Regions from separate parts of the Homo sapiens genome. Here regions 2 and 3 are each linked to region 1. The links are chromatin loops, found by intact Hi-C in ENCODE. Cell type or tissue: heart right ventricle. All regions are shown on one strand.

Region 1 (8,000 bases):
TGTGAGATGGTATCTCATTATGGTTTTGATTTGCACCCAATACAGGAGCACCCAGATACATATAGCAAGTTCTTAGAGACCTACAAAGAAACTTAGACTCCCACATAATAATAGTGGGAGACTTTAACATCCCATTGTCAATATTAGACTGATCAATGAGATAGAAAATTAACAAGGATATTCAGCACTTGAACTCAGTTCTGCACCAAGCGGACCTAATAGACAGCTATAGAACTCTCCACCCCAAATCAACAGAATATACATTCTTCTCAGCATCATTTCGCACTTATTTTAAAATTTACCACATAATTGGAAGTAAAACACTCCTCAGCAAATGCAAAAGAATGGAAATCCTAACAGTCTCTCAGGCCACAGTGCAATCAAATTAAAACTCAGGATTCAGAAACTCACTCAAAACCACACAACTACATGGAAATGAACAACCTGCTCCTGAATGACTACTGGGTAAATAACGAAATGAGGGCAGAAATAAGTAAGTTCTTTGAAACCAATGAGAACACAGACAAAATGTACCAGAATCTCTGGGACACAGCTAAAGCAATGTTTAGAGGGAAATTTATAGCAATAAGTGCCCACAGGAGAAAGCAAGAAAGTTCTAAAATTGACATGCTAACATCACAATTAAAAGAACTAGAGAAGCAAAAGCAAACAAATTCAAAAACTAGCAAAAGATGAGAAATAACTAAGATATGAGCAGAACTGAAGGAGATAGAGACATGAAAAGTCCTTCAAAAATCAGTGAATCCAGGAGCTGGTTAAAATGTTATCAGAAATGTTGGCACACTGTATAAACTCTTCCATACCTTGCTTTTCTCTCTTAATGGAGACTGAAGTGCTTTCCATATCAGTACAGAAAAGCTTCCTTTTGCATGGCTGTATCATTTCCTACATATGGATGTACCATAATCTATTTAAGGAATTCCCATTCGATGGTCATTTATAGCAGACGTCTTTCTGCTATTGTTGAAAATGCCTCAATGGAAACCTTGTCCATAATGACTTAGTGCACGTGCAAACCAAAATTATTCTTCTTGACAAAATAGTTTAAAATTCCCTTCTCATCATGAAAAGGGGCAGAACAGGGAGGAGGCAAGTGTCAGAGAGAACATAGACAAAGTTTCAGAAAGCTGAGCTTGAAATCTCAGTGAACTGCAGCAGCAAAATCACAGCCACATGTTTCAGGGCCATTGGAGGAAAGCAAACATTGCAGAGAAACACACTAATAAAGACTTAGGACTAGAGATCTGTGTTTTGGAAGAAGACATTCTAAAGCATATCAGACCTCACAGGACAAAGCCATGTAGATCACAGAGAACACAAACTAAACCAGCAAGAACCATTCCCTTAGCTTCCATGGAAAAGGGCAATCAGCAGATCTTCAGAAGAATTTCAGACAGGGATCAGAAACTATATTTTGTGTCTAGCTTTTATTGTCAAGTATTGATATAGTATTTATAACAGATATTTTTAGATGCTTTATAAAGTCTGGAGTTCTTCTAGAGAAGCAAGGGCAAACAAATTCAAAAGCTAGCAGAAGACAAGAAATACTAAGATCAGAGCAGAACTGAAGGAGATAGAGACACAAAAAAACCCTTCAAAATATCAGCGAATCCAGGAGCTGGTTTTTTGAAAAGATTAACAAAATAGACAGCTAGCCAGACTAATAAAGAAGAAAAGAGAGAAGAATCAAATAGACACAATAAAAAATGATAAAGGGGATATCACCACTGATACTACCATCAGGGAATACTATAAACACCTCTGTGCAAATAAACTAGAAAATCTAGAAGAAATGGATAAATTCCTGGACATATACACCCCCCCCCCAAGACTAAACTAGGAAGAAGTCAAATTCCCAAATAGACCAATAACAAGTTCTGAAATTGAGGCGGTAGTAGCCTAACAACAAAAAAAAGCCCAGGACCAGATGGATTAGCAGCCGAATTCTTCCAGAGGTGCAAAGAGGAGCTGGCACCATTTCTTCTGAAACTATTCCGAACAATAGAAAAAGGGAGACTCCTCCCTAACTCATTTTATGAGGCCAGCATCATCCTGATACCAAAATCTGGCAGAAACACAACAAAAAAAGAAAATTTCAGGCCAATATCCCTGATCATCAATGCGAAAATCCACAACTTTTAAAAAAGTGGTCTGACTTTTTGCAATAATTGCAAAGCAGAGGGTTGGGTTCATTTTGAGGTTTATAGGGACATTTTAGAGACCCAGATTGGATATATAGTTGTTTCAACTGTAAACTCAGAAATTTATTAGCCTTACTCTTTTGTTTGCACTCTTTCCTCTTTCTTCCTTAGTTAAGGTACAAGACAAATGATTGCCAAGATTAAACAAATTGTGTTTGAGAAATAGCCCAACTACAGCATTGTCTTATTTCTATGAATGCTAATTTCTCATCTAACCCATTTATGAAATTGGAATTGAGGAGAGTATCATTTTAATGATTAGCATAACTCACTTCAGATAATCCTGAGTGTTTAAATATATTTTTTAAAATCTCCCAAAATATGACATCACCGACTCATTTGGATTTTGTTGACATGGTTTTATTCTAGTTAACTATTTCTGAAAGACTAAAGAGATAGCATCAAGTAAAGATTTAGCAGTATCATAGGCATGTTCACAATTAGTTTCTGAAAATTTCAGAAAGTCTCCAAAGGAGTTCCTCCAATTTTCCTTAGCTATCCAATCTTTAGCTTTACTTTCTCTTACTAACATGTGAATTAATTAATATAAATCAGAAAAACCAGGATCATGAGCTTGAATATTCAGTTCAAATTAGCTGGCAAAACTAATAGAGTCCTTGTGAGGGTTGGGAATTCTTTAATTATTCGTTTTAGTTGTACCTTTGACCATGGTTAATAAACCAAAGCAGGTTATCCTTCACCAGACACCTGCTGTTCACAAAATGGAGCCAAAACAGCAGGTGTCGGAGAAGGAGGAGGAACAGAAGGTACAAATGGGCAAGGCAGTCCAGACCATGAAGGATAAAGAGAAGAAGGAGCTAAAGGAGGAGGAGAAATTTTAGCAGTCTTTTTAAATACAGGAATTGTTTTAGGTCATCTTTTTTTGTTTCCTTCCTGAAGAGAAAGGACTTTATCAGAACCCCTTTTGGAAGTTTCCAAATACCGTTGAAAACAATTTTCACAATTGTTCTATTTCAGAGTCAGCTTTTTCTAATTGAGCATGCAAGTTAACTAATTTAGGCATTAAAGGTAGTGCATTTTGGCCGTTGTAATTTGGGGTCATCAGGAGTTATGTGTGATCAATTTTCTAAATATTTGCATGAAAATACACTATAGGTGTTAAACACAAATCTAGCTGATGTTTCTAATGGTGGGTCCTCGTTAAGAAGGAAGAGTTCATTTTAGATGCTCAGTTGCCCATAATTTAGTGCTTTCCTTCCTGCATGACCAAAATACTTTTGAGTCAAGTGTGCTGCTTGTGGGGATGGCTCCTCAAGGTGTCACCCTTGAGTCACTTCTTCCCTCTTAAGCGTCTCGGTAATCCCAAGAAACTTTGGCACTTTCCGCGCTAGTTGATCAATCCTTTATGTGTGCCAGCTGAATTAAGTGAGGCTACCTTTATGTTCTTCTTAGGGGTTTCGTATGAGACTATTACTCATCATGAGTGATTAACTCTGACATTCCCACTAGAACTAAACCACCTAAGGTACCATCTGGCAGCGAGAAATGGTGTCTCTTATCTTTGGGACTTATTTTGTCCTCACAGGGAGCCTGTTATACTTTTGGTTATTCATAAATAAAGTCTGGATTTGTCAATTGAACCAAGCTTCAGAACCTGGCCAGTTTTAAAGACTATAAACTTTTCCCGCAGGTCACAAAGATTCACTTCCTTTCACCACATCTTTTCAAAGGGAAGCTGTCTCTGTACCAAAATTTTGAACGACAGAAGGGTTGTAAAAACTCTAAGGAATAATTCAAGACAAATCTTAACTTCACAGAAAGTGAAAGCTAGAAATCTGCTATTAGAATCTCTACAGAATAACAAATGAATCTTCTACCTTGGAACAGAACTTCAATTCCAACCCCACTGAGTTAGGAAGGTACAGCTTGAATAAATTCTGAATCCTCAACCAAGGTGAGGCACCTTACCAGGGATTCCTGTTAACTCTGGTGAGGGTGGAAGATACATCAGTTGTGCTGGTATCAAAGATCTGGCTGCTGGTGAAATGACTGGGAAGGTCTCCTTCATAATCGCTAATTTGTCAACCTTAAATTAGGATTCAGGCAATATGATTAAATATTGAGTTTATTCAAGCACAAAGTCAGAAAAAAACCACTGGTAAGGACAGAGACTCCAAAAAGATAGGGTCAGTGCACCGAAGAGGAGACGCTTGAGGGCTGTTAATATAGGCAAAAGCTGGGGAAACTGAATAGGGTCTCAACATTTTCCATGTAAGGTTAGTGCATAGTTACAGCAATTTGATGGTCATAGGCAGTGTTTCATTTTGGGAAGGGAATATTAACATTCCACATTAAGGATGTAATGGTCAAGGGGTCTTTTACCTTAGCCAAGAAGTCTGCTGTCTCAGGTACCATCTGGTCTGAACTGGGACAAAAAGTAATAATAAGGAAGGGCAAAAGGTCGGTCATGCTTCGTGACTTGGTCTCCAAAGTCAACCTTGCTCAGTGCCTAACAACTTTTAGAAGCCCCAGACAGACAGATTATCCATTTTCTTTCATAATAAAGAGAAATTTGTTTTTCATAGAAATGCATTGTATGATTTATTTCAGTACAGTAGACAACAGTCTCCATTTGTTAATCTCACATTTCCCACAAGGAGGCAAAATTTATTGCCAGTCTGGTGAATGTTAAGGGGTTTTCGGTCTATAAAGGAAAATTTAACTAAGGGTTTCCCAGAAGACATGAGTATCAAAAATGAGAAAAGTTTTATGTAAAGTCTTTCTACAGGATATTTCAAAACACCACCAAAGTAGTCATCATGGGAAAAAAAATAAGAATTTATTGGACTGCATTAAACCAGTTTCATGATGTAATATTCTTTTTATTTTGAATTATACCCTGTGGGTATTGGGATGGGTTAGAGGGGTGTCCCACAATCTAGCCCAGAGCTTGGTAAAGGTCTTAATATGATCATATGTTGTTGAGTCATTATCAAATAGATCATTCCAAATCTACTTAACATTCTTAAAATAATAGTTTCCTTACAGAAGAAAGATATGGTTAGAATGCACATGGACTATGGGAAGAGCAAAGTGGGGCATTCAGACTGGCTGGGTGGGGTCAGGGCCTGTGCATAAGAGAGAAACAGACTCAAGGCAGTTGGGCACATTAGAACAGAGATTCTTCAGACCAAATGGTGAGAATCTTGTTCTCAATTAGCATATGTTTTAATGAAGACCTCTACTATGACCTTAATAAGAAATTTTGACTATTATTAAGAACAGGTTGAAGTAAAATTGACTTAGAAATGAATTTTCCAAAGAAACAGATAAAAATAAAACCATGAAAGATAAAAAGAATAAAATCATAGAATAATAAAATCATAAAAAGATCACCACAGGACCACAATTATTTCCAAACTATGGACTATAAATGCAAAGCCCTATCACCAGGATCTGCTTATGTAGCCTCCTTCCCTGAAGTTTCTTCCACCAGCACATAGCTATTGAATGCTTTAAAACTGAAAATGAGTCTCTCAGTTAATATCACTGTGAGGGTTTAAAATATAAGAATGCTAATATTTTATAGTGCTTATTATGTATGGACACCCTTCTAAATGCTTTATATTAATTTATTTAATGTTGACTGTTCAAGGTAGCTATCAACTATTATTATCCATTATACAAATGTGGACATTAAGGCACAGACAGAAAAAGCAATGTGCTGAAAGGCACACAGTTGGGAAGAGGCAGAATCACTAACTGGACCCAAGCAGTCTGAATCCAGAATCCACTTTCTTAACACTCAGCTTTCAGTAGGTGTAAGACATGTATAGTCTTTAGCAATCATGATAATATACTTTAGATTTTCTGGGTCATCTGGTTTTCAAGCATTCTGATCATTGAACCTAAATAAATTCTGATATTTTCAACATTTTTTGGTCACATACAAAATATGTTTGTAAATGTATGTAGAAGTTCAGTCACCAAATACTCCAATTTTAGATGTCCCATTAAAGCTAGCTCTATAGTTTGGATTATCTACCTTACACAAATAAAATATTTAGACTCAGCCCCTCTGGACCTCAGTCTCATCTTTTTTAAAGTGAGAATATTGCCTGCGCTTGTATGTTCATCACAGCACTATTCACCATAGCAAAGTCATGGAACCAACTTAGGTTGGAACCATCAACAGTTGACTGGATAACTACCACTTAGTCATGGAACCATCAACAGTTGACTGGGTAAAGAAAATATGATATATATACACCATGGAATACTACACAGCCATAAAAAATAATGAAATCATGTCTTTTGCAGCCACATGGATGGAGCTGGAGGCCATTATCCTAAGTGAACTGACTCAGAAATAGAAAGTCAAATACTGCATTTTTTCACATACAAGTGGAAGATAACCAATGGGTAAACATAAATAAAGATGGAAATAATAGACACAGGATTCCAAAAGCAGGGAGGCTGGGAGGGGAATTAGGGTTGAAAAATAAGCTATCATGTACAATGTTTGCTATTTAGGTAATAGATACACTAGAAGCCCAATCCCCACCAGTACTCAATATACCCATGTAACAAACATGCACATCTCCCCACTGTATTTACAATTAAATTAAACTAAAGTGAGGGTGTTGGACTAGATGTACTTCCAATGTCAAGATTACATTTAACATCTGTCAACTGGATCCAGGTTTAGTCTCATTTTTGCTGAAGTAGCATGTCATCAGCCTTCCAGGAAATGATTGTGAAAATCCATTCATACACTCTGAGGATCAGCACAGCACATTCCTAGAGGTAATTGCATTTGCTCAAATCAATGAGTCATTGGCCATTTGTAACTCTCCATGGGTTAATTACCAACACCATTGTTGAGACTGTAACATGTTTTGCTTGTGCTTAGAGAAATGTTTTTGTGGTTTCACTCTTAATTTGGCAGCGGCTGATACGAATTCAGACCACATATTATACTCATCGGTCTTTCACAACTGCCATTTCCCACAGGCAGCCTGATTATTCTACCCATGGAAACAGCAGAGAGCACCTAGCTTGTAAGATAGCAGATGAACAGTACTGAGTAAGCTTTATGTACTAAATGGGGCGTGAGGTTCATCGTGCTCACTATCACAGTCAAGAGGACTCGCAACAGGGAGAAGAAATAAGTCATTTAAATAAACTGGAAGAGATAAAAGAAGAGTTCAAAATCACTCAGCCAGTTAAAACCAATTTAACACCTTTGTTGAGTTGAGGAGCTTTCTGCTTAAAGTATTCTGGCAGATTAAATATCCAGACGGTAGGCAAAAAGAGAGGAAGTGACACCTATGAGTATTTGATATGTGCCAGACATTGTGCAGAGTCTTATAATAATAAAATAACAACACACATTTTTTTGTATGTGCACAATTCTAACTGCTTTACATGTCTTAATTCATTTAATCCTCACATCAACTCCAAGGAGTAAATATAATTTTTAACCCGATTTTTGTTGCTTTTAATTTTATAAGAAACATAAGAGACAGCCAATATTGACCTTACTTTTCAAATAAGGACACTGGGTCTCAGAGTTTGTAATTTGGTCATGGTTTCATAGGTAATAAATAACTAATGCAGAATTCACACGCATCTCCGTTGGACCTTAAAGTTGTGTTTTCCCTTGCCTTAGCAAGGATCCTGATACATTTGAAAAACTCAGCATTTTGTCATGTATCTGATAATTTCCAAATTGGAAGGGACTCAATGATCACAATCCTATTGGTTTTACTTCATAGAAAACCACCGGTTTCTTCAAATGATTAAGCTTAATGTCAA
Region 2 (8,000 bases), 94 kb before region 1:
AAGTGCTTAAAAATGATGTTCAAGCACAAGAATTTATTTTTCTAGTATAAAAGATCTAGTATCAGAAAGATTTGTTTTTGTATCATTAAGAATCTTATATTTTGTTGCCCTCTTGGGACTTAGTTTTATTTGTAAGTGCATAAGGATATTTTAATGAAAGGAAAGTAACTAAAAAATGGGGTTGGGAAGAGGGACTAAGGTGGTAACCTCATTATTTGCCCTGGTAGACTGATTCTCCCTGGGTAAAAAAAATGGGAATAAAAATGAGCTTGCATGATAATTTATTAAATTTCATGTGAAGAACTCCAGACCTCCAGATTGTGCAACTAACATAAAATGAGCTGCTTGAGAGATTGTAAATAAGATGAACTATTGATTAATTTGAGTACCCACAGAGTGCTGTGTCTTGACGACTTAAAAATGAAAAAGCAGGATTGCCTTTTGAGTAGCTTGCAGTCTAGTGGGGAGACAAGCAGGCAAACAGTCACAACACAGCAAAAGCGACCTTGGAGCATAGTGGGACTTTTGGAGTAGGAGTGCTGCATTTGACTGAGGGAATCATGGATACTTCGCAGGAGAAGTGAATTTGAGCTCAGACTTGAAAACTGAGGAGGAGCTTACCAAGGGACAAGGAGGAGAAAACAATAATTTCCAAGTAAAGAAGGTATAAAAAGTTAGAAGTGTACTGTAAACTTTGATAGGCTTTTAGGCCTTTTTTAAAGCCCAACTTGGCTTCTGTCCATTACCTATAAGATATTTAATGTCAGTCAGCCTTTAAATGTAGGAATAAAATGGCTGGCATCTAAGCACTTTAGTAAAAGAGGTTTTTACAAATAACTAAGGATTGTAGAGCTTCCTTCTCTTTTTTTTTCTTTTTCTTTCTTTTGTTTTACATGAACTCAACTTATTCCTAACATTTGTCTACCTCAAAGAAATTTCAAGATTATTTAGATAACATGGATATGTGCCAAATCCTTTGAGCTGTTAAGATGATAATTTCCTGCTTTCCTCCTACATCTTCTCCTCCCACTCCCTCCTTTGGTGTGAATATTGGCTTCCCAATTAAGACCTTTTTTTTTTTTTTTCCAGTTTGTTTTAGCTTATTATAGGTTTTGGAGGAACTTTGCCATTTTGTAATCTTTCAAATCATTCTTCACCCTTCCTCACATCAGCTTCCTGCTTTTCCCAGTGTTTTACTGTAAATTGTGTAGCATATGACAAATCTTGAGCTGACTTTCCTCTTCACCTGTTATGGCTGGAGTATTTTCCAGACCTGAAGGGACTCACACTTGTTTTGATACTTGGATCACATCTCCGTGAGGTTAGGAAGGTAAATCTACCAACAGGAAGCCCTGTACTCTGTATTCCAAGGCCATTGGTAAATGTGTTGGTGCCACTGATCGGACTGTATGACCTTAAACAAGTCACCTTAGTTTTCAGTGAAATGGGAATATCATTGTCTCCTCTTTCATGAATGCTGTGAGAATCAGATGTGCAACAGGTACAGACTTGCCCTTTGAAATCTATACCTCTGGATACATTAGAGGCATTTTATTAACAAAGGCCCTTCTAAATGTGCTATTTATTTGACAATAACTATCAGATTTGCCTTAATTTTGTGTTTATAGCATTTATCAAAACGTATCCTCATAGACTTTATGCAGATTAATATGGTCAATTGATTTGGATAAAAGAAAGTAATTTCAGGGTTTGTTTTTAAGCCAGGACAAGAAGTGCAAATGCCTCTTTGAAGCAATTTAGGCTAAACTGATTTTGAAATTTCAAAATGTTTTATTTTACTTTGTTTTATTAAGCCAGGACAAGAAGTGCAAATGCCTCTTTGAAGCAATTCAGGCTAGGTAAACCGATTTTGCCATTTCAAAACGTTTTATTTTACTTTGTTTTATATCAGAGTCTTATAAAACCTGCTGCAAATATTTCTGAATGTCTTTGTAAAAGTGTTTGTTAGTGTACCTGTGATTATAGTACTTCACTTTTTTCCTTTGGATTAATTGGTTAAATGAATGAGAAATGTGTTATGTTTTTTACTAAAAAGTATAAATTAAAATTTTGGAAAGAAAAGGCAATATTATCTGGCTCCCCAATTAAAGTTTGATTTTATTGTCACAAAAGCAGTCTATAACTTTTTATTCCTTTAAAGAATTTCAGCAATTATGAAATCACAAGTTGATGCTGAAAGAATATCCCACTTTTCACACATATAGCGTGTAAGCTGATGTGCATAAATATGACTAGAAGTTGCTTAGAACATTTAAAGAATGTAGCTTGTTTTGAGGTGGTGGGAGGGTACAACTGACAGTAATAACTAGCTAATTGTCTACATTTCTGCATTAAAAGTGGAACATCTTTATACTTCTACTTTTTAGGTCTATTCTTGGAGTGGGGAGGGGAGAAAGTGTTCTAAATTAGAAAACCAAAGGCTATAGATTTAGCTCTATCTTTCCCTACCTGTACCATCAGATTGGGTCTTTCAAGTGGAATATTTATCGATCAGAGAAAACTTGGATGAAATCTGATGGTGAACAGAGATTTACCACGAATTTTTTTTTTTTTTTTTTTTTTTGAGACAGAGTCTCGCTTGGTCGCCCAGGCTGGAGCGCAGGAGTCTCGCTCGCTCGGTCGACCAGGCTGGAGTGCAGTGGCGCCATCTCGGCTCACTGCAAGCCCCGCCTCCCGGGTTCATGCCATTCTCCTGCCTCAGCCTCCCGAGTAGCTGGGACTACAGGCGCCCGTCACCACACCCGGCTAATTTTTTTTTTTTTGTATTTTTAGCGGAAATGGGGTTTCACCGTGTTAGCCAGGATGGTCTTGATCTCCTGACCTCGTGATACGCCCGCCTCCGCCTCCCAAAGTGCTAGGACTTTGTTCTTAGGTCACTTAACAGATTAAAAGACTGCTTCAAGCAATGTAGTGTAAGGCTACGGCAATAAAGTCCTATTTTGTTTTGCCTTTGCTGTTTTTAAGCACTTTTGCATTTGAAAACAGGACAGATTGGATAGTCAGCATTAAAATGGAAACTCAAATTTTTGCTTTTTAGGCTTACCAAAATAAATGAGAGTTTTTAAAAGTCCTAAATTTATTACTTTAATTTGTTGTATTCTCTGCTATATATTTTCAGCAACAATAAAAAATCAAAATAATCATCTTTATTGATTCAGTAAAAAGTTTTGAGACAACAAACATATAAAAGCACTCAGTCAAGTGTCCTCTGCTCTAATAGTTCCCTACCTGGTTGGGAAAACAAGCTACTTAAACCTTGTCTTTTAGTAGTTTTAGGAGATACCATTTTTGGCACTTGTGTTATGTTACATTCTTGATACACAAGAGGTCAGTAGCGTTCTGCTTATAAGCATTTCTTGAAATCAAACATGGGCTAAACTTCATACTTTGGTTGTTTTTTTTTTTAATTGAAGCTACAGTGTTCACCATACTTTCATTGTTTTTCTTTTTTCTGCCACTTGCTTACATCTTAAGGAAATTGCTTTATGGGTGAAACATTTTCCAAGCATTGTTGGAAATTTTTTACTGGTTAATTGGACTTGTCCACAATTAAAAAAAAAGTTTAAACCTTTTCAGTAATTCAGACTAACAGCCAGAAGTGAATTAACTTATTTTAAATGAAGGTGAAACTATAATCTGAATGTGTGAGTTTAGTACAATAGAGAATGAATTTGTATTAGTGGGGAATCATTCTTTTTTCTCCCTAGTAGTTGTTTTTTGTTGTCGTTGTTGCTGTTGTATAAAAAAAAAAAACAATTTCACCTTGTGGTTGCTACTTTACAAATAAGAAAAATAAGTTTTTTATAAAGACTCTTAGGTCATTTCTTCATCAGCTACTCTGGAATCCATGAGTTTATAAATTAATCCTCTAAACGCTAAATGACATGTAGATGCTCCTTTGGTGTATAAGAATTGAATAGAATTTGAGCAATGAAAAATAACACTACTTAAAACTTATTTTTTCCATTGTAAACAATGAAGTAATATGACTTAATTCTGCTTCTATGTAATTCATAAATAAAAAACTCACTGTAACATTAAAACAAGCATGTCCTACATGAGTTACATTTAAATAAATTAATTTTAATTTAAATTAATTTAATAGATTAATTTGCGTGAGTCACAACAAATTGATATTATAAACTTGCTTCTCAATTTTCAGCCGCTTTATCAAAGGAAGAAAATTTTAGTTGCATGGTGCAGATTCTCAGATTTGTTCCTAGTGAGAATTAGTTACTGTAATATGTGTTAGAAATTTTTTTTTACAATACGACATTTATATACAAATTGTCACAATCACCAGTTAAATGTTTTTATAACATTTTTCTTCACAGTGTGTATAAAGAAGTATTTAAATATTTTGATGCTTCCTGTATTGAACTGAAATACTTATTTTTACTTAACTAAAGGGATGAAGGAACTAACTATATGTACGTTTGTTTTTAATCAACATTAATTGAGGTAAATGTATTCAGTTTTGTGTGGAGCGTATGGGGGTTACGTTTGTGCAGTCTGTGTGCATATGTGTAAATATAAATGTGCATCTAAAGGGCATTATGCCCAACTAGGTCAGAAGAACTGGATCAAGACAGTTGAAACAACATGGCTAAACGTTAAGTCCTCATCGGAGGACACCTGGTTTGGCAACAAATTATTTGAAAAAGTTTTGGAAAGTTTGTTGGCCAAAAATATTACAAGCCTTGTTAAGAAAAATGTTGCAATCTTAGACAACATTGAAGTGTAGATTTAATGGCAGTTTAATCGACAAGATAGTCTATATATCTAGTAAATAGCTCCGTGGTGTTGTTTCCTTTGGCTACTACATTTTAAGGGGGCATCCTATAAACTGTTTAACCCAAAAGCAGTGTGATGGTTAATATTGAGTGTCAGCTTGGTTGGATTGAAGGATGCAAAGTATTGTTCCTGGGTGTGTCTGTGAGAGGGTTGCCGAAGGAGATTAACATTTGAATCAATGGACTGTGAGAGGCAGCCCCACCCTCAATCTGAGTGGGCACCATCTAATCAGCTGCCAGCGTGGCTAGAATAAAAGCAAGCAGAGGAACGTGGAAGGATGAGACTGGCTGAGTCTTCTGGTCTTCATCTTTCTCCCATGCTGGATGCTTCCTGCCCTTGAACATTGGACTGCAAGTTCTTTAGCTTTTGGACGTTTGGACTTACACCAGTGGTTTGCCAGGGGCTCTCAGACCTTCTGCCACAGACTGAAGGCTGCACTTTCAGCTTCCCTACTTTTGAGGTTTTGGAACTCGGACTGGCTTTCTTGCTCCGCAGCTTGCAGGTGGCCTGTTATGGGACTTTACCTTGTGGATCATGTGAGTCAGTACTCCTTAAACTCCCTTTCATATATCCATCTATCCTATTCATCCTGTCTCTGTAGACAACCCTGACTAATACAAGCAGGTAACCAAAATAACAGTGTTTGGAAATAATTCTGAAGTCTCAGAGGGTGATCATGTAGTAGAGTGAATAGAATTCTGCACTTTCCTCCAGAACTAAGACAATGAGTACAAATAATAGAGTGGTCCATTGGATCAGCCCAATAAAAGAACCCTCCTCTAGCAGTGGAATGGGCTGTAGCAGTGGATGTGGTAAAGCTTGGTGTTTCACAGCTTGGAATCCAGAGTTAGGTTGACCTACGTTCTAATCCACGCCCTGCAACTAATTTGTATTGTTTTGAGCTATGCCTCATTTTTTTGCTCATTTGTGAAATGGGAATACTAGTATTTTCCTTATGGAATTATTGTGAATACAAATAAGATCATGCATGTAAAGCATTAAGCCCTGTCTCTGACATGCAATAAGCACTCAACAAACCTTAAGAGATTCACGTGTGGTGTTTCAATCAGACAATGGCAGTCATGCTACCACCTTTGGGCAGGGTTTGGGAGAATGGTGAGACCACATGAACTTCCCTATTATATAATTCTGTGTTTAGTCACAGTATTGAAAATTAAAGGTAAGGCTGTAATATACTAAAGCATCTATCATTTAGAAATGCCATTTTAAAAAACATGGCTATTTTTAGTTGGCATTAATGCTGTTTATCCAACAAGTAATTTATGATCAAGGTAAAGACTCCCACCTTCTGCAATTTATATTCTAGTTGGAGAGACAGAGGAAATTGAGAGGAAAAATGGGATTTTGGTTAACATTTATGGTATACATTAACACTTAGTTGGTTAAGCAAATACCCATTTTCAGTGTTCTTCTGCCTTTCCTTCCACTACTGTAACGACTGGAAGAGCTGGGTGCTCACTTCCTCAGCCTGCTAGCAACTAGAGGTAGCTCTGTGACGTGGCTCTGACCATAATTGGAAGTCTACTGGTAGACTTCTAGAAAAGCATTTGCTTTTTTGATTTTAAAAAATAGCAGCATCACTCCTTTATCCATTTCTTCCCTGCCTTGAACTTGGAAGTGATGCCTGAAGTTGCAGTAGCCGTCTCAGAACCATGAAGCCACAAAGCAGCAATCTTAAGGCAGAAAGATAGGAGCCTGGGTTTTTAGCATGTTAGGGAACCACTACATTGTCCTTGTATTTCCTTTCTCCAGACTTCTTTTTATGGGAGATAATTAAATGTGACTAAAGCCACTGTTAGTTGAATGTTTTCTTGCAGGTGAAAGCATTCCTAAGAAATGTAATACTGAGTTAAACTGCATTAATTTGAGAAAGATGGATATTTTTATTGTTTTAAGATTCTGTATCCAGGAATATGTCATTCCAATGTCTTATGTCCTTTAAGATTTTACAAGTTTTTTTAAAAAAATAGATGCTGTGCCTTTTTCTCGTGACAAATTTAGATTCCTGTATCAAATTTATTCCATGCATTTATTACCGATACTAGAGTAGGATTTTTCCCCATTTCTATTTAGTTATTGGAGGTATAGAGAAAAGGAATCAATTTGTTTTATATATAATATATTAACCTTAATTAATTTAATTTAATAATTTAATGAGTTAATTTAACAATTAACCTTAATTATTTTAATTAGCTATTATGGACATTTGGATTTTGTGGGTGGAGCACTGAAAAAAACTATACATCTTTCAATATTTGTATTGCTTGTTTGATTTTCAAAATTTTATTACATTAGCTACACTATTTAAAACAATGTTGAATGATAGGGGGATATCCTTATCTTATTTCTGATTTTAATGGAAATGTTTGCACTACACCAATTATTAATAATACGATATTTGCTATTAAGTTTTGGTAATTTTCATATTTCAGTTCTTTGTCTCTTAGAGTTTTATTAAGAATACTTAATTTTATTAACTGGCTTTTGACATTGATGTAGACAATATGTTGATGTAATGAATGTTACAGATTATTTTTCTTATGTTATTGGAAAACATTTTAATCATGATGTCTTGCTTGGAACTTCTATTCTTGAAACACAAAGGGCAGTAGAGTTCTATTTATACAATTTACTAATTATGTTTCTTCCATCTCCAAAAGGAAATTGAGTTTCCTTACAATAAAAGAATACATTAAAATAGAAAAAGTAATGTCAAACAAACATTTTATAGAAAGTACATTTATTGGAAACCTGGATTAGTAATAGTTACAGCAATAAAATATTAAGTTAATTTGGAGTTTTCTTGTAGCTGTGGCAAAGAAGGAAATATAAATAATTCTCATTTAATGAAATCTTATCCATTCTTTGGAAAAAACAAGCTCTTGTTTTTTCTTTTCTTTTTTTTTTTGGCTCAACTTGAAAAGTTTCCATAGTCTTCCACAAATTATAGATATCAGAAGAAACTTTGGTTATCAACAATAGCAATAAAAGTGATTTTTAATGGACTATATTATTAAATAGATTAGTGCAATTATGTATCAAAATCATGCCTTTTATTTTACTTGTTTATATATATTTTCAACTTTTAGATTCTGGGGGGCTACATATACAGATTTGTTACAAAGGTATATTGCATGATGCTAATGTTTGGAGTATAATTGAAC
Region 3 (8,000 bases), 530 kb after region 1:
TTAACTAAATGTTATTAAGGAGTGGAAAGTATCAAGCTGGAAGAATGTATTAGATGCCTTTTAAGCTGTATTTTGTACAGTTATAATAATACATGTAATTGTAATTCAAAAGGTAGATCCTTTTTTGTTTATTATAAAAACATCTTTGTTGAGATATAATTCACATATCATAAAATTAAAGTATATAGTTTATTGGTTTTAGTATATTCAGAGTTGTGCAATCATCATTATGATCTGAATTACAACATTTTCACCATCCCAGAAAGAAAACTCCTGACCATTAGTAGTTATCCAGCCTTAGTGAACCATTAACCTACTTTCTGCCTCTCTAAATTTGCCTATTCTGAATCTTTCATGCAAATAAGATCATACAGTATGTGGCCCTTTTTGACTAGCTTTTTCCACATAGATAAACACTTTTAAGATTCATCCATGTTACTTTAACCTTTTTTATGGCTGAATAGTATTCCATTGTATAGCAACACCACATTTTGTTCACCCGCTCACTAGTTGATAGACATTTGGGTTATTTCCACTATTTGACTATTGCAAATAATGCTGGCTGTAAATATTTGTTTACAAGTTTTTGTGTGGGCATGTTTTATTCCTCTTAGGTATATATTTAGGGGTAGAATTGCTGAATCATATATGATAACTCTTTAAGTGTTTGAGGAACTGCCACACTGTTTTCCGAAGAAGCTGCACAGTTTTACATTTCCAAAAGCAGCATATGAGGATTCCAGTTTCTGTACATCTTTGTTTTTAATCTGTCATTTTGATGATAGCCATGCTACTGGGTGTGAAGTACTACTCATTGTGGTTTAGATTTGCATTTTCCTAATGACTAATGATGTCAAGCATCTTTTTTTTGCTTATTGGTATTTGCATATTTTCTTTGGAGAAATGTCTATTTACGTCCTTTACCCATTTTTTAATTTAGGTTATTTGTGTTTTTATTTATTGGTTGTAAAAGTTCTTTATATGTTCTGGATATAGGTTTGTTAACAGATACATTATTTGCAGCCATTTTCTCCCATTTTTTGGGTTATCTTCACATTCGTGATATCATTTATAGCACATTTTAAATTTTGATGTAGCTCGTTTTATCTTTTTTGTCATTTGTATGTGCTTTATTTTTCAATGTATTTTTGTATTGAAGTTATTTTATCTATTTGTTTTAAAATACTAAGATAAAAATTTAGAAATTTATCAGGTTTTGAAATCATGGCATGGTACTGGAAATGCTGACAAGAAAACAACCTCATTACAGGATTTTATCTCTATTGAGTTTTAACCAGTCTTTCAAAAACGTTTAACTTTCAGTTTGATACTTTATAAAAACTTAAAATGAAAAGTTTCTTCTTTTTTTCTATTTTAGAACCAAAAAAAATTATAGAAATACTTTTTCTTAAGGATTGTAAATGATAAGCAGATTCTTTAAGATCCTGTCAAACAGGTTATTTCACTTATCTTTCCATCATATGAATTAGGTAAAAGGAATCTTTTAAGTGTAAAAAACTGCCTTTTCTTTCTTAAATTTTTTTGACATAATGTTAATATAAATCTATTGTATAAAATTTAAGGAAAACTAAAATCATATATAACTCTACCACTCAGATAGAACCACAATTAATATTTTGGTATATTTCCTTCCAGAGTGAGTATGTGTGTGTATTGTTAATATTTTACTTTTTTCCCTTAATATTTTATGTTCATTTTCCTATGATTTTTTATATCAAGAGGATCATTTTTGGAAGTGTCCTGAAATATAATGCCTAAATTTTTCTCAAAAAAGATTATCACAATTTCTACTTCCATTCTGTCTATTTTATTAAACCCTTATCAGCATTAGATATCATCTTTAAAAACTTTGCCAATGTAGATGAAAAATATTATCACACCATTTTATTTTTTATTTTTATTTTTAATTTTTTTTAAATTATACTTTAAGTTCTAGGGTACATGTGTACAACGTGCAGGTTTGTTACATATGTATACACGTGCCATGTTGGTGTGCTGCACCCATTAACTCGTCATTTACATTAGGTATATCTCCAAATGCTATCCCTCCCCCCTCCCCCTACCCCACGACAGGCCCCGGTATCACACCATTTAATTTACATATCATCGAATAGTGATGAATCGACATGTTTCTCATTTTGTTTTGCCATTTATATTTCTTTACTTTTTTTGTTTTGGTTTATATCTTATGTCCATTTAAAAAATTATTTCGAAATTATTTGGTGTAGGTGAACCTAGAGGTAGAATTAAGATACGACAGAGATAAGTTTTCAAGAAAAAGAAAAGTACCACAGGATTCATAAATCATGTTCTGGGCTGATTTGAAGGAATCATGAAAATTAAGTAGTCCGTTTATTTTAAATACTTAGGCAGTATACGACTGGACATACTGAAAATTGATGTACATGTGTTTATATACAGTAATTCCCAACCTTGTCTATGGTTTTGCTTTGTGTGGTTTCCATTACTTATGGTCAACTGCAGTCTGAAAGTAATAAATGGAGAATTTCAGAAATAAGCAATTTGTAAGCTTTAAATTATGTACCATTTTGAGTAGCATGATGAAATCTCAAGTGGTTGGCTCCCACTTTGGTGGGACATCAGTCATCCCTTTTTCTAATGTGTGATGCTATATACACCACCACTCAGTAGTCACTTAGTAGCCGTCTCAGTTATCAGATTGAAAAACAGTACGTGTAGGATTTGGTACCGTCAGCAGTTTCAGGCATCCACTGGAGGGTCTTGGACTATATCCCCCGAGGATAAGGGGGGACCATTGTAATTACTTCTTAAAAATAAGTGGGGATTCCTATACATACTTTCTCGCAACTTTTTATACCTATAAAATGCCTTATGGATCATTTTGTTAGTACATATAGATCTACCTCAGTTTGATCTATTATGTATTTTTCCATAGTGTATATTTCACATATTATTATTTATTTATATAATATACAGTGATTGCACAAACATAATCTTAAATACGCTAGAAGTTATAATTTATATGTTATGTTAATATTTATCTCCTATACTTTTTACTTAGACATTGAAAGCCCTCTAAAAGTTCCATATGTTGATGTAAAGTAAGGACAAGGTCTGTGTCATAAGTGCCTTTTATCACACTCGTCTCTGGCATAGGCCTTATACATTGTGAGTCTCCAATAATGTTATTTGAATGAGTGAATATTCCCAAACCAAATCACTGGACCATCTAACAATAACTTCCTGTCAGAATGGTTGTGAAAATTTACCTGGAAAGAATACATGTGGTAAAACTAGAGTAATATGATAATAAAAAATATATTAGAATTTATTGTCACTACTTTTAAAGTTACCATCTTGATATATTAAACTCTTGTTTTAGTACTGTGCCCATTATAAAAATATTTTTGCACCATCTCTTTTGTAGCTATATATAGAGCCTGTGTTTCTGTCTTTATCTCATGATTGATTTTTAGATCCACATTATTTGGAATGAATTGTAATGATTAAGGGGTATGATCAAGGTGGGTAGCATTTGTTTTGGTTACAACAAAATGAAACTATAAACTAAAGAGACAAATTTTCCTTTGTGCCTAATAAATTGATTCTAAAGATAGATCCAAAAAAGCTCCCAAAAACATTTTATTTCACATGGTTAATTTGCATAGTCTCAAGGAATTTGATGAAATTTTATAATTACTTTAAATTCTTAATGATAATGACTGGAACTTTTAAAAATATAAAACAAAACCTGTTAAGGTAACTCTTTAAGCTTTTAAAAATTCATTTTTAATTTATAATTGACATATAATGATTATATATATTTATGGGGTACAATGTAATGTTTCAAGGTAATTACCATATCTATCACTTTAAACATTTATCATTTCTTTGTGGTGACAATATTCAAACTCTTCGCTATCTTGAAATACCACTGCATTGTTATTTGCTGTAGTCACCCTAGTTTGTAATAGAACAGTAGAACTTACTCTTCCTAACTGTAACTTTGTACTCGTTGACCAATCTCTTCCTGTCCCCTTCTCCCCACTATCTTCCCCAACCTCTGATAACCATGATCTCTCACCATACATAAAAATAAACTCTAAATGGATTAAAGAGTAAACTATACGACCCCAAGTTGTATAACTACCAGAAAAAAAATAGGAGAATTGTTTCATGAAATTGGACTGGGCAAGAATTTTTTGAATAAGACCTCAAAAGCACAGGCAACAAAGCAAAAATAAGATAAATATTAAGATAACTTTTAGATATCAATAATAAGATGATTAAGAACATGACATTTAAATCTGTGTATATTCAATTAGGTGATTTATCATTTGAAATAAACAGATCTTTGCTGCCACCTGGAGGATTTTTGCTTGTAAATTTCTTTATTCAGTAGGAGCATTAGCATTCAACTTTGAATTTAAAACCTCCATCCCAAAGGTGCAAATAAAACAGAGGTGGCAGATGCATTGTACCATCTATACAAATAGTGTTTATGTTTATCTTTGTTCATTCTTATTTGAATTTTGTTTAATTGTGGAATATTACTATTCTCTGAATATTGCTAGTGAAATACTTTTATAACTTTATTTATATATTTTCAGTTCTGAGATACAGAAACCAGGAATGTTGAGTTTCTGTTCAAGTAGTTTGTGTTCCTAACTTGCCTGTGGGTATTGATTCTTCTCAGTCCCATAGGTCCTTGAGTGTGCCTTTTTCCGTCAGCTAGTTTAGATAGGTTGCACTCATATAATTTAAAAGGTTGTTTTTATTACTATATTTTGTAGAAAAAGTGGGGAAGACCAAAGTGGATAAGTGACTAGCAATTTATGGAGAATTAATAAAGGAGTTCTTCTATAACATAAAATAAACTAATAAATTTGATTTTTGATATGTACGTCATGTGAAAACTTAAAAGGCTTAGGAATTGTTTTAGTGACTGAAAAGAAATTGGTTGAAAACAGGAACATATTTCTCTCTTATAAAAGCATCTAGCAAACTGCAAGGTGAACTATTTAAGTACTTGTAAGTGGCTGCAAATTTGTAATGCAGGGACCATGCATGGACTTATTTGTTCTTTTGCGTAATGATCAACTCCATTTATTGTGTGCAAGTATCTGAAATAGAACAATATTAGCTAATTTTATCACCTACATGTCTGATAAAATTCTAATATTTGAGGCAGAAACAAGACTTTTGAAAATATTGAGAACTTTTCATACCTTTGTTTTAAAAATTTATTATGTCTGAGATAGAATTTGTTTTAAAGCTATGCAACTGTGTAAGATGCTTGATTTTTATTGCTTGTTTTGAAAATTACAGCCAAAAATTAGAGATAAGAGCTCAAGTTGCAGATGCCTTCTTATCCAAGTTCCAACTGACTTCTGATGAAATGAGTCTTCTCCGAGGTACAAGAGAAGGACCCATTACTGAGGTATCCTGGCTTTCTGTTATAATCATTTAAAGTTTAGTAGTTACAGATATTAGAGAGAAATTGCTTTTTTGAAGCTTTATTTTCCCATTAAAAAAAGTTTCATCTGAGAATATTTTTATGTTTGGAAATTTAAGATGTGTATTTTAATTATATTTTTCAAAGTAATACATGTACTTTTTAAAAAGAGTCAAAGTTATAAAAAGAAAATCTATGTCACCTATTTTACTCTTCCTCACCTCTAGGTCTTTTGTCAACCATTTTCAATGTTATTAATTGCTTCTTTTGTAAATTCTATATTCTAGATCTATAGTTAAAAAGAATATGCTTTGATTATCTATGTTAACTATTTTCTATTGATTCTCTATTGTGAAATGTGAGGATTTAGCCTTCTACCCACTCTGTCTCCTCCCCCAACACAGATAGTACACACATATGTTCTCTTTATCTCCTTCATACATCATAGTACAGTTAGACCACATTTTCTATTTTCTTTTCCTTTTTTTTTGAGACAGGGTCTCGCTCTGTCAACCTGGCTGGAGTGCAGTAGCACGAACACAGCTCACTGCAGCCTCAACCTCCCAGGCTCAAGTGATCCTCTCATCTCAGCCTCCCAGGTAGCTAGGGTATCCAGGCATGCACCACCACTCCTGGCTGATTTTTTAATTTTAATTTTTAGTAGAGATAGGATCTCACTGTGTTGCCCAGGCTGGTCTTAAACTCCTGAGCTCAAGCGATGTGCCTACCTCGGCCTCCCAAAGTGCTGGGACTATAGGTCTGAGCCATAGTACCTACCCACACATTTTTCATTTTCATTACAGTGACATTACAGTGATTGCATGTTCTTTCTTTTATAACTTTGTGTCTTTCCTTGGGTTAGAAATCACTTGTTTTTTCATCTAATTAATTTTTTAAGCTATTCCATTTTTTCCAAACTGGCTGACAGAATTATATAACCTCTCAAAATGTTAAATAACAAGAAAAAGTTTCGTTTCTTTTTTTTTCCTTGAAGACATTCAATTTTTCCAGAAAGGAATCTTTTGGTCTTCTCGCTGGGAAGAACTGTAAACTTAAGCCTATCGTCATCATTGTGGGATCAGAGGGCAAGAAGGGTTCTTGAGGTGGGGAAGGGTTCTCACTGAGTGTCTCTGAGTAGGTATCACTTTTACTGGCTTGGCTAAAATGGAACCAGTCATTTGGGTGTAGAGAGGTAAATAGGTGAGAGAATTAATAGAGATATTATGTATTAGTATGTACTGCCCTCATGTTTTGAGGAACTTTGCACATATGAAATATTTGACATATCATTTTTTCTCCCCTTGGTAGAAATTAGAAAATGAGGGTTATTATTATTATTATTATTTTAAGTTTTATTCATCAAAGAAAAATAACACATCCGTTATTTTTCGTGGGTGGAACACTATTTGTGGCACTCTGAAACCTAAGCCTCCAGTACATTTAAATATCAATCAACAGTTTGGCATCTGTCACCTCCTATATATTTAACTTTGCATTCTACTCTTGGACGAGGGAGCAATAATGAGTATACAACAGATACATAAAACATCATCTTCAGCAATAAGAATGCCAGGCTTAAGTAATAAGGTGTGTAATACACAATACTTTTTTTCATGTAGTAATTTTTAGTTTTGCATTTCTCACTAGACTACGTACACTTCTTGAGGACAGGGATTTTTGTCTTTATAAATTTTATTTTCCTGGCAACTGTCAACACTATTTGGCACATAGTAGAAACTGAATTAATATATTAATATGTCTTAAAATGTGAATAAATACCAGTTACACCGTCTATGAAAACTTAGAGAAAGTTGAGATCAGTATAGGAAGGCTTCCCTAAAATAGGTGAAAGAGTTTGTTTGCCCTTGGTAGTGACCTTTCAGTTTTAAATAATGCAATTTTGCCTGAAGCATGGACATAAAGTCACATTCTTAATTTTAAAGGATTTTTTCAAGGCACTGGGAAGAGTAAAACAGATTCATAATGATGTCAAAGTTCTCTTGCGTACAAATCAACAAACGGCAGGGTGAGTAACTGCTCACTGAACTAATTGCATTGCTGCTTATGTTTCCAAAATTTTAAAGATATTCTAGATTGTTTGTGAACTATATAGCATTTTGTGAAATAGAAGTTTAATCTTTATTTATCTTTAGAGAATGGTGAAGTTATACTCTGACAGGTTTAGGCTAAAACAGCAGTTGATAAATAAGTGATGGTTAAAATGTGACATTTATTTAATTGTAGAAAATTATTGAAAAATCATCCCATAAAATGATAAAAAGTTAATATGCTGTAATATGTAATATGCAAACAAAATAATTAGGTGCTTAGATGTATCTGTTGACTAAAGTTTAAATTATAATCATTAATTTTTTTTTAGTTTAGAAATTATGGAACAGATGGCCTTACTTCAAGAAACGGCTTATGAAAGACTTTACCGATGGGCTCAAAGTAAGTGATTTCTTTTATGTTGTCTAGATTCATGAACATTTGTAGTTGTTTTTTAAAATTTTACTTGGTCTTTATTTGATATATTTTGATT

Evidence for each region. Hi-C counts contacts between places; a loop is a spot of excess contacts. Peaks named below come from ENCODE experiments on the same cell type or tissue, not always from the same donor. Only the 100,000 strongest peaks of a DNase experiment are listed, where the experiment ranks them.
Region 2: a loop joins it to region 1, with 4 times the contacts of the local background. A loop is called at or near these places in 6 of 110 quality-filtered maps.
Region 3: a loop joins it to region 1, with 6 times the contacts of the local background. A loop is called at or near these places in 13 of 110 quality-filtered maps.

Annotation. Positions count from the first base shown.
Region 1 is chr13:39,141,629-39,149,628 of GRCh38, forward strand. No RefSeq gene overlaps it. Among named protein-coding and RNA genes, the nearest start is that of NHLRC3, 110 kb to the left of the region's middle. In heart right ventricle, a CTCF peak has its summit at 3,499; a DNase peak (open chromatin) is centred at 3,513; H3K4me3 peaks cover 468 bases; H3K27ac peaks cover 1,910 bases.
Region 2 is chr13:39,047,978-39,055,977 of GRCh38, forward strand. NHLRC3 (NHL repeat containing 3) reads left to right here. Exons shown (of 7, transcript NM_001012754.4): 7 at 1-2,132. LOC105370169 (a long non-coding RNA gene) reads left to right here and starts at 5,095. Exons shown (of 5, transcript NR_187783.1): 1 at 5,095-5,351. In heart right ventricle, a CTCF peak has its summit at 3,332; no DNase peak of the experiment used is centred here.
Region 3 is chr13:39,672,137-39,680,136 of GRCh38, forward strand. It overlaps COG6 (component of oligomeric golgi complex 6), which reads left to right. Exons shown (of 19, transcript NM_020751.3): 5 at 5,332-5,443; 6 at 7,402-7,484; 7 at 7,839-7,909. Among named protein-coding and RNA genes, the nearest start is that of MIR4305, 12 kb to the left of the region's middle. In heart right ventricle, a CTCF peak has its summit at 4,365 (motif pointing left); no DNase peak of the experiment used is centred here.